2 separate regions of the Homo sapiens genome follow, and region 2 is linked to region 1. A link is an interaction called in ENCODE POLR2A ChIA-PET data of the cell type or tissue named here. Cell type or tissue: MCF 10A. All regions are shown on one strand. Links, peaks and the distances in the headings refer to the core of each region. The heading gives the core; the rest is flanking DNA.

Region 1 (5,378 bases), core at 196-5,195:
CGAGGTGGGCGGATCACCTGAGATCAGGCATTCAAGACCACCCTGGCCAACATGGAAAAACATTTTTAGTCTCTACTAAAAATTAGTCCGCAAAAAATTAGTCAGGCTTGGTGGCAGATGCCTGTAATCCCAGCTACTCGGGAGGCTGAGGCAGGAGAATTGCTTGAACCCAGGAGGCAGAGGTTGCAGTGAGCCGAGATCACGCCACTGCTCTCCAGCCTGGGCGACAGAGCGAGACTCCATTTCCAAAAAAAAAAAAAAAAAAAAAATTGCCAGTTTGGTATCAGAGATTCTGTGTTTTGAATGAAATAATGTATACAATTTCTGCATAAATATAGTAATGGCAGCTTTATTTCTAAAGGCAAAAAATAGAGAAAATTATGTCAAAGGATGAAGTGGATAGTATGTTAAACCATGATATCTTCAGTTGACAGAACATTAAGCAGTCATTTAAAATGTTTACTTAAACATATGGAATATGGCTAATAATATATGGAATAATATGGGAAAATGTAATAATGTTGAAAATGCTGCTGAGTACATTTCAAGTAAAAAATAGGATAAAATTTAGTTTAGGCTAATAAGAGCTTTCTCCAATCAGGAGTGATATAGAGCCTTCCTGGTCCTCTCTTCCTTTTACAATAGCCAGTAAAAAGCCTGTATTTAGGTGGTGGGATTGTGACAACATCAACAATCCAGACAATCTTCTTAAGGATTATTTGCATAGTTTACTCTTCCTAATCCAACAGAACTCAATTTCTTTTAAGGAGTGCACTGCGTGGAAGTGGTCATCTCCAACAAAAAGGGAAGAGAATTACATTAACAAAGGAGTATATGCAATGATATTGGTATCAAAATTCAGTGAGCAAAATTATTATATCTAGTCCCTCTAGAGAGTACTTTTACCTTTGAATCACTCTACTCAGTATGTTAAATCTTAAAATAGCGCACTGACAACCACTTATCCATTTGATGTTTAAATGTTTTTTTAAGTATTGCTATGGAATAGGACATAGAATTGCCTTGGATAATCTGCAAGCTTCTTACTATTGGCAAAAAGAGAAGCCTTTTATTTTTCAGACCTAATTGCTTTTACAAAAAGAAAGAAAACAAAACAAAACCCTACTCTACACTTTGTTAATCTTGGCACCTTATCCTCTATAATGAAAGCTTCAACCATTTATCAAACTAAATGAACTGGGTGTTGACAAGAGAGCAGGATTCCATAATTCTGCCCTTTATACTCCTTGTGTGTATACTTATTGGTTTAGCAAATTTGATACTACCAGAGTGCTCCCTTTCATTAGTTTAACTGGGATTTCTGTTCACAAAAAGCATTCAGCTTATTGGGATAATTCTCTTTCTCATATGGTATATGGGGGGCTTGGACAAGTTAATTATTTTTGTTTCACTTAGTTTTACTGCACATATACCATGTGTCAAGCATTTTCACGTGCATTATCTACCTTCATCCTCACAATAACCAGTGAAGATAGATAGTATTAGCCCTGGTTTATAGATGAGAAAACCGAGGGTGAAAGAGGTTAAGCTCACAAGAAGTAACCGAACTAGAATGCTTACATGAATTTTCTGACACCAAGACCAATGTTCTTCCCACTAAATCATGTTATTTCCTTGTAATTAACTAGGTGTGCCAAAACAGAATGGAAATGCTACTCCTACATAGAAAATATAATCACTTGCATTGTGTATCTGCAAACTTTTGTCTAATCTTGAATATCAAAACATAATTTGTGCCTATATTTTCCCAAAGAAACGTAGAATGATAGAATAATCTAATGCCGTAAACAAAATTTCAACCAACCAAAGTACTTTCAAGTTCTGATTTTCTTAGGTGCTCAAGAATTTGCTGCGGCTAATGAAAATTTGCCATTGGCTTCAAACTGGTGGTTATAGGTCACTCAGGTCTCTACACAGACTTCTCAGCCAAACTTCTTTGGCAGTAGCACACTTATTCCATAATATGACACTCAGTGAAAGTCAGAAATTGGTGGGACACATTTGAACTCCTGAAGATAGAAGCATTGGAGTGAAATGTGCAACACTTCTGAAACTGGATGACATCTGTGGTTATAGCTATGGCCCTCATTCTTTGCTAGGCAATGTCCAAGTGCTTTACATATATTACCCAACACCCTGTATGGTAGGTACTGTCATTATCCCTACTTCCAAATAATTCAGAAACTGGAGCATGAAGAGGTTAGATAACGTGTCCCCACTCACATGGTCAGTGAAGAGCAGAGCTAGGATTTGTCCCCTATCTGGCCATAGAGCCTGAGCTCTTAACCATTATGCTATGATGCCTCTCCAAAATGGAATGTAAAGTATTAGCTGATTTTATGAAACACACCACAGACTTTTTTGCTGACCTGAATCACACCTTGCAAATATGACGACAAGTAGAAAATGTGGCTGTCATGCTGTATGTATATGATAATATAAAAATCAAACTTAAGACCAACTTTTATCTAGTATAGAAATGAGGCATAATTCAAAATTATAATGCTCTCTGCTTCCTTAAACGAAACCAAATCCCTTCCTTAAACCAAATCCCTTCACTTTCCTTCGGCTTCGAGTCAGGTCATGAACATGTGTCAATGCATGCTCACCATTTGCTGGCCACCGCGTGCCCCTCAAGACTTGCTCAGGGTCTTTGGGGCCGCTGCACTTATCTGGGCCAAGTCAGGCAGGGAGCAGTATATTCCTCTGCTTGAAACCTTGCACCATGGGAACCTGCCCCCACCGGTTCTGTCTAGTCCTGCCCACGGTCTACACTGGCATCCTGCCATCCCCTCACCATTGAAAATGCTAAATAAAGGCTTATAGCTTTGTGTTTCCACATTGTGCTCGATTCTTTGTGGTAGATGTGGGGGGTGGTTCCACATTCCCAGCCCATCCTAAATTCCTATCTTCTAAAAGTGGAGCTGCCTAGTTTAGAAAGTAGCTGCTTGGCTGAAGTAAATTCTTAACAAATTAGTCTCTTCTAGGATACACATTAAAATGAGTGGTTGGAATGGGAAGAAGACAGAACAGAAAGTCAAGAAACTCCGACTAGTGAGACTGAAGTGAGGCTACAATGGCATGATGGGTGCGAAAGAGATTGGTAAACTGTAAAATCCTTTAGAGACCGTGTGGCCCCTTCACTGTCTAGGCCAGTGGTTCTCAAAGGGTAGTGTGTGTCAGAATTACCTGGAGGGCTTGTCAAAACACAGATTTCTTGGCTCACTACTTCTGATTCTCTAGGTCTGGCTGGTGGCCAAGAATTTGCATTTCTATCAAGTTCCCGTGTGATGCTGAAGTTGCTAGTCCAAGGATCACAATTTGTGAACCACTGGTTGCTGGATGAGTAAAATCCATTGTGTCCACAGGAGGCATACAATAGACACTCAGATGGGGTTGTTATTATTACTACTCTCCATATCTTGGTAACCCCAACGTTTGCTCTCTTCTGCTTCCAGATTACTCAGCACAGTTTGGCTGAGATTTATGCAAAGAGAGACAGCATTCCCTTTCCACACATCTATATGTAGCAACCTCCTGCCATTAATACCCTTTCTTATTTAAAAGCTGCTTCACAGTTTGTAAGGAACTCTCACATACGTTATTGTGTTTTTATATGAAATTCTTCCCAATTTCTGAGCATAAATTATGCCAAGTAAAGTCTCATTAAGAAATAATGCACTTAAAGCGGGGGACGGGGCGATGAGGAGAGAACGCCCCCTCCCCTTGGCATTTGCAGCTCTGAATGTAGGCATAGATTTAACTCAGACCAAGTATCCTAGAGGGGATAGGTGTCTCCCTTATGGCTAGAAGGTGCAAAGTTAAGAGCCCCAAAAAGCAGTGATAATAAACATCCCTCTTGTGCTCCTTCTCGCCAAATAAAGCGAATGGGTGGAGGAAATCCTGGGCGAGCCCTCCTCGGCAGGGTCCCTCAAGCTGGAGCCGAAACTGCGACTCCCACGCCCGCCGCCCCCGCCCCTGAACTGCAGCCCGCTCTCTGCAATGCAAAAACGCAGCAGCATCGTCCTCCAGCCCTCTCCTGGGGGATCGCACGGTGCAACCAACCCCAAAAACGAAGCTGCGCGACGCCCCCTCAGCCCCGCGGGCTTCCCATTGGCCGGTTGCCGCTGTCACTCCCTCCTAGCCTCGCCTTCCCGCTCCCGGGCGGAGGCAGCCGGGCGGGGTAGGTTGCGCGCTCGCCGCGGGCTCGGGCCGCGGTCGCGGCTTTGCGGCAGGCTGCGCGTCAGGCGGGGAGCGGGGCGCGCGGGCCGGGGAGGGGGCCGGGCGCGCTGCGGGCTCCGCGGCCGGACCATGCGGGGCAGGGGCCGGTTGCAGGGCCGGGGGCTGCAGCCGGCGCCGATGGCGGCCGACTAGGACCTGCCCGGCCGGCTGCCCCGCGCCCCGCCTCGCCCCGCAGCCCGGCCGGCCGGGAGGGATGCGCTGTGCCGCCCAGCTCCTCTCCGTCCTGCCCATGCCCTGAAGCAGAAAGTTTGGGGGCCGGGGGTTGTCTCCCTTCTCCCTCCTGCAATGACTGCCCAAGGACTCTTGCTGCCCAGCCTCGACTGTGACCTGTCTTCGCTCCCCAGGTCGAAATGAACTATTCCAAGCTATAACCAAGGCTCCCCCTTCTCGCCCCTCCCTCACCCGCCTTTAAGAATTTTTTTTTTAATTCAAGAAATTGTGGTCTGCCATCTCCCCTCCTTGTTAATAATTTAGACCCCAGGCCTCATATGAATATAAGAGGGGGTGCGGTCTTCCCCAAGACGGCGCGCTGGAAGGACAGATTCCCCTTGCCGACCCACATACACCATGAAGAGGTGCAGATCGGACGAGCTGCAGCAACAACAGGGCGAGGAGGATGGAGCTGGGCTGGAAGATGCCGCTTCCCACCTGCCGGGCGCGGACCTCCGGCCTGGGGAGACCACGGGTGCTAACTCTGCTGGCGGGCCAACTTCAGACGCCGGCGCTGCCGCGGCGCCCAACCCAGGTCCCCGAAGCAAGCCTCCTGATTTAAAGGTGAGCGCAGACCATCCCCCCGGCAAGCCCAGCCCGCGACTTAGCTCTCGCCACCCCACGCAGAAGTGCTTTAACAGGATAAAAGTGAGGGGGGAAGCCAGGCAAAGGTCAGAGAGGATGAGCGGATGCTTTGCTGGCACCCCAGGGGGGACGTCAGGTACCATTTATGCCTCTGTCTTTCAGCTCCGTGTCAGGTCTCTGTGTTTGTTCCCCATTATTCAGCAAGCGTTTTAGTGACTCACCCATCCGAGATTGTTTGAATAATGTGTGAAGTGTTATTCGCAGACAAAGGGCTGGAGAAATCCAAGATGCTAACCAAAAAGTGGACAGCAGGTGACCAT
Region 2 (5,326 bases), core at 327-5,326, 140 kb before region 1:
GGTTTCACCATGTTGTCGAGGCTTGTCTCCAACTCCTGGGTTCAAGCAATTCACCCACCTCAGCCCCCCAAAGTGCTGGGATTACAGGCATGAGCCACCGCGCTGGCCGTTTTCGTGTTCTCTTAATGACTTTAAATCCACCTCTTGGGAAGACAAAGAAGAAAAGACTTCAGAAACTGAAGTAAATTTCCAGATTACCTCAAATGCATAGTGAAGTTACACTCTTCCTCACCCTTCCCCTTCCCCTCTATAAACTAGGATCTAAATTAAGGGTTTCAAAAGCCCCAGTTAAATGTCACCAAATAAAACAAATACTAAAGTCTAAAAAAAGGAAGATTAACTTGAATTATTTTAATGTTCCTAAACTTCCTATAAAAAGGATTAAGAACTCTGGACTAGGAGGCAAGTAACTTACCCTTCCTGAATTTCTGTTTCCTCCTTTGTAACTTAAGACCTCCTTGCCTATCTGAGGAAGGTCACTTAGAGCACTGAATGATATACTGTATGTGAGAACACTTTGTAAAGTGTGAAACACTGTTCAATGTGTAAGGAATTTTAAATAGAAATGGAAATTCATAAAGACAAGGGCCAAGATGACCTTTTCAAATCAGAATGTTTAAGGTTGTGTTAAAGGCAGCTCCTCTCCCCCTTTTAGGCACTCTTCCTTCCCAAGGATACTGAAGATATATTTTGAGTGAGAGGATGCATGATGCTCCCTGACTCTTGGCCTACTCCCTTTATCCTACAGAATAGAGCTCATTATTCACGTAGGTCAAGGTTGCTATGAAACAGCTATGATGTCAAAGATGGAGTTCTCAATCACATAAGATTAATAAGTAGACCCTCAAATTTGACATTAAAATCAAAGACTTACATAGACTTTGTGAAACATCTTATCTTTAGGAGACAACGAGCATTTAATAAATTTTAAAGCTGCTTCATTCAAAAAAAAAAAAAGGCTAATAAGAATTCAACCGTACTTACTTAGACTTGAAGAAAGGTCCTTGGAAGACAGGAACTTCCTAGCATGCATTTTTGTAACCTCCAGAATGCCTAGCCCTACGGCCTCTTCAGAGTAATTGCAAAACTATATTGAGTTAAATAATTGGAAGACAGATCATTCCTAGATGATCTTTTTGATCAACAACTTTTCCACTTGCATCATTTATTTACAATCTCATCTAGAGGCAGAAATCTAGACTACCTGTCCACTCCCTACCCCTTCCAGATCTATCTTTCCACACTGAAAGATCTAGTATCAACACAGGAAATCACACTTTCCTTTGTACTAAAGCAAAGTGGCCAGAGAGTTCCAGAAGTGAGCAGTGTTTACAAATAAACATCTACACCTGTTCTTTAATAAACATCCGATTTTATTTACAAAGCATTAAAGCTTCAGCAAGAAGTACCCAAGGCTAAGTCTCATCTTGTACAAAACTACAGATTTTTTTTTTTTTTTTTTTTTGAGATGGAGTCTTGCTCTGTCACCCAGGCTGGAGTGCAGTGGCGCAATCTCAGCTCACTGCAACCTCTGCCTCCTGGATTCAAGCAATTCTCCTGCCTCAGCCTCCCGAGTAGCTAGGATTACAGGTGCCCGCCACCACGCCCAGCTAATTTTTGTATTTTTAGTAGAGACGGGGTTTCACCATGTTGACCAGGCTGGTCTCAAACACCTGACCTCAGATGATCCACCAGCCTCGGCCTCCCCAAGTGCTGGGATTACAGGTGTGAGCCACCATGCCCAGCCCAGAATATTTTTAAAAACAAAATTTTGGGGGTGGCAGGGCAGGGATGACAAAAAGGAAGAAGAGAATATACATATATTGTACAAATCAAATAATTCAAATTGAAATGGATAGAAGGTTTTTTAAAAGTTGAAAAAAAAATTCCAAAAACATAAATAATTATTAGGAGCTACTGCCAGAGACAATCTGACAGGGCTGAAGATGATTTTCTCAGTAGCCAGTTTAGGAGGTGGACATAGCACAAACATCCAAATGCACAGGCAGAGGAAACCAAGCTACTTCACACGTGGAAAGATGGCAGAAACCCTCTAAGTCCCATAGTTTGCACACTGCTGCAGTGTACAGTGCAGAGGACTGGAATGGATATAATGTCTGCAAAACAAAAACATGTCTAGTGAGCCATCTACTAATCTCAACCACTGGTCTAACTCATGACAGTCTCAAAATGAATATTTAAGAAAAAAGTAGTGGCATCTAAAAATATAGACGTTTTGCAACTGACTCAGGGAGAGCTCTTTCTTCAACTACTGAATATACTGGTTTTAAATGATGGAGTGAGACAAAGAGGCTCTTGCTGACGTGCTCTACTTTGATTTCTATCCTAAAATCTAACAGGTAATCAATGTGTTTGGCTACCTATAGGAGCATCCACCAACTGATATCATTTTTTTTTTTTTTTTGAGATAGAGTCTCATTCTGTCACCTAGGCTGGAGGGCAGTGGTGCGATCTCCACTCACTGCAACCTCTGCCTCCCACGTTCAAGTGATTCTCCTGACTCAGCCTCCAGTGTAGCTGGGATTACAGGCATGTACTACCACGCCCAGCTAATTTTTGTCTTTTAATAGATACAGGCTTTCACCACGTTGGCCAGGCTGGTCTTGAACTCCTGACCTCGGGTGATCAACCCGCCTTGGCCTCCCAAAGTGCTGGGATTACAGGCGTGACCCACCACGCCCGGCTCACCAACTGATATATTTCACAGTAAGCACAGTATTTAAATTCTCCTTTTAAAATATTGAAAAAAAAAAAAAAAAAAAAAAGACGATCCAGATTAAGCACTTCCAGTCAGCTAAAAACGCCACTCAGAGAAGCTACTGAGCCCTTTTCACACCTGGTTTCCTAATGGGATTTTCAGAGAATTTCAAACACCAAATGTACACATCTATCCAATCTGTTATTTTTATAAAGAACAACAAATGTCAAAAAAAAAGCTAAGCAACCTTTCACAGAAAGGAAGTGACTGAAAACACAGTAAGAAAAAGGAGCACAGGTATAGGCAGGGAAAAATGCAATGACTGATGAGGATAGATTTCCACAGGCAGTGATACAAAAAATTCACCTTGATCTTTGATTTGAACTATGTGGTTGCTGCTTTGATTCTGGATGGTTTTACTTTACTCCTTGCATAGATTCCCCCACCCCAGTAAAAAAGTAGCTTGTTGAGAGACACCTGGGTTTGTTTCCATCTCTGGAAGCCAGCACAGGTAAAGCAATATAAACTATTGATGATTCTTTGCTGGAGATGGATAAAACTAGCTATCTTCAAAAACCATGATTGATGACAATGAACCAATATTGGAGGGAAACATGCAATGAGAGGAAAACAAGGGAAAACCCTGAATTGTTACAGCCCAGCTTCTTGAGCAAAACGTGGTATGAGAGGAAGAGAGGGCCTTCGTTGTTCCCTTTCTGAAAATTTGAAATCTTTCAAGCACTTTCTTTTCTGCCCATCCTTTGCACACAATATGGAAATATAGGAGGTATCTGGGGAGAGGAGAAGTTTAAAATGAGAGTATCCAACAAAAGCTTTCCTAGGATACCAGTAGCAAAATTTCAGATAAGAAGTCACTCAAAGACATGCATTGAGGACCGAAGGCAAATGGGAGATAGGAAATGACATGTCAAAATGACGCTGGGTACAATGAAGTTAGATGAGCAAAACATAAGTATCTTTTCTCCAGCAACATAACTAAGCATCAAAGTTTAAATGAGTCAAAATTCCTATCTGATGTCTTCACAAATCTTCATTCCTGAGAGTCTATTTGGACTTATGCTTGAAAGGGAAGGGAAGGTCGTATACTCTTCTTCCATAATTCACTTCTTCATTTAAACATAAAATTCACCCTCCCACCTCCTGGGTGGGAGGCACAGGCCTTTGTTTTAAATTAAAGTCAATTTTCAAATGACTGACCACAGTGTCCAGAGGCCACATGATGGCAAAGTGAGAAAGAATGAAGAACTTCGAAGGTCTTCATAACAGTTCTGAGATTGCTCCTCCTGCTAAAGAGATTAGACACAAAAAGATTTCTTTTAGCTTCAATTTAGACCAGTTACTTGTAAGAACAGAAATACTGAATGCTGGATGATGCATTACAAGCACACGTGGACCAAGAAATTCCCCTTTTTAAGAAAATACATAACCAACTCCAACTCCCAATTACTCTTTATTGAACAAAAAACAATCCAAATCCAAACCCCCCACCCCAATACTTTCCTCAGTACTGTCCCAAAGGGTTGGGGGAAAAGCAAAATGATCAGAGTTCTATTTTTTCTAAGCTGCTAACCATGCTCTAAGGTGCTAACAAATAATGTTTAACATTCCAAAAAGTGCAATGAGGAGAGGAGAAGAAATTTTAGGGTACCACACCTTTCAACCCTTCATATATTTTAAAGATTGATTAGTCACTAAATGATTAACAAGTGAGCAAGAAACCCTTTTCCCAGCACCACAGTTCCTTAAGTGACATACTTATCACCTTAGAATCCCAAATATGGTGAAATGTTCGTGAGAGCTACTGTCTACATTGCTATACACCAACAATGATCGATAAATAATATCCTGAATAGTACAATGAAATGAACACTTCCCTGATTATTCCATAGAAGCTGCTCAACCTCTGAGAGACATCGTTAAATGAGCTGCTGTGAAATATTAACTAGGAAGTGTAAAAAGAGAAGAAGGTGAAGAAAATCCTCCCAGGTGTCATTTGGAATGGCAGAGAGCATGCCACTTGAAGGTATAATGGTTAAAAAATAATCGCCCAAACTATGAAAGAAAAGTACCCATTTATATAACTTTGATTTTTGAAGTTCCTGCACAAATGAAAACTGGCAATAAAAATATATTCACATGTGCCTGAGAACAGACTAAAGTTACAATGAGATACAAACTTTCTACTGAATGTTATGCTGTTAAAAATCAAATTTAAACTTTTCCATAGTTCAGTCAGATTAAAAGCTTACTTAGCAATGGTTTTTCAGATCTCTCTCAACATAAATCACAATGAATTCCTTGCATTGATTTTTTATTTATTTTATTTATTTTTATTTTTTTAGACAGAGTTTCACTCTTGTTGCCCAGGCTGGATTGCAATGGCGTGATCTCAGCTCACTGCAACCTCCGCCTCCTGGGTTCAAACGATTCTCCTGCCTCAACCTCCTAAGTAGCTGGGATTATAGGCGCCCACCACCATGCCTGGCTAATTGTTTTGTATTTTTAATAGAGACGGGGTTTCACCATGTTGGCCAGACTGGGCTTGAACTCCTGTCCTCGAGTGATCCACCCGCCTCGGACTCCCAA

The links. Peaks named below come from ENCODE experiments on the same cell type or tissue, not always from the same donor. Only the 100,000 strongest peaks of a DNase experiment are listed, where the experiment ranks them.
Region 2: POLR2A ChIA-PET joins it to region 1 with 6 read pairs; 5 of 35 experiments call an interaction of 5 or more read pairs at or near these places.

Annotation. Positions count from the first base shown.
Region 1 is chr1:205,223,735-205,229,112 of GRCh38, forward strand. It overlaps TMCC2 (transmembrane and coiled-coil domain family 2), which reads left to right and starts at 4,212. Exons shown (of 5, transcript NM_014858.4): 1 at 4,212-5,037. The coding sequence starts at 4,831. RefSeq lists an enhancer at 3,863-4,002 and a silencer at 4,133-4,312. In MCF 10A, for the core only: no CTCF peak of the experiment used is centred there; DNase peaks (open chromatin) are centred at 2,787, 3,277 and 4,147.
Region 2 is chr1:205,084,790-205,090,115 of GRCh38, forward strand. RBBP5 (RB binding protein 5, histone lysine methyltransferase complex subunit) reads right to left here. Exons shown (of 14, transcript NM_005057.4): 14 at 1,353-4,026. The coding sequence ends at 3,998. Among named protein-coding and RNA genes, the nearest start is that of TMEM81, 3.0 kb to the left of the region's middle. In MCF 10A, for the core only: no CTCF peak of the experiment used is centred there; no DNase peak of the experiment used is centred there.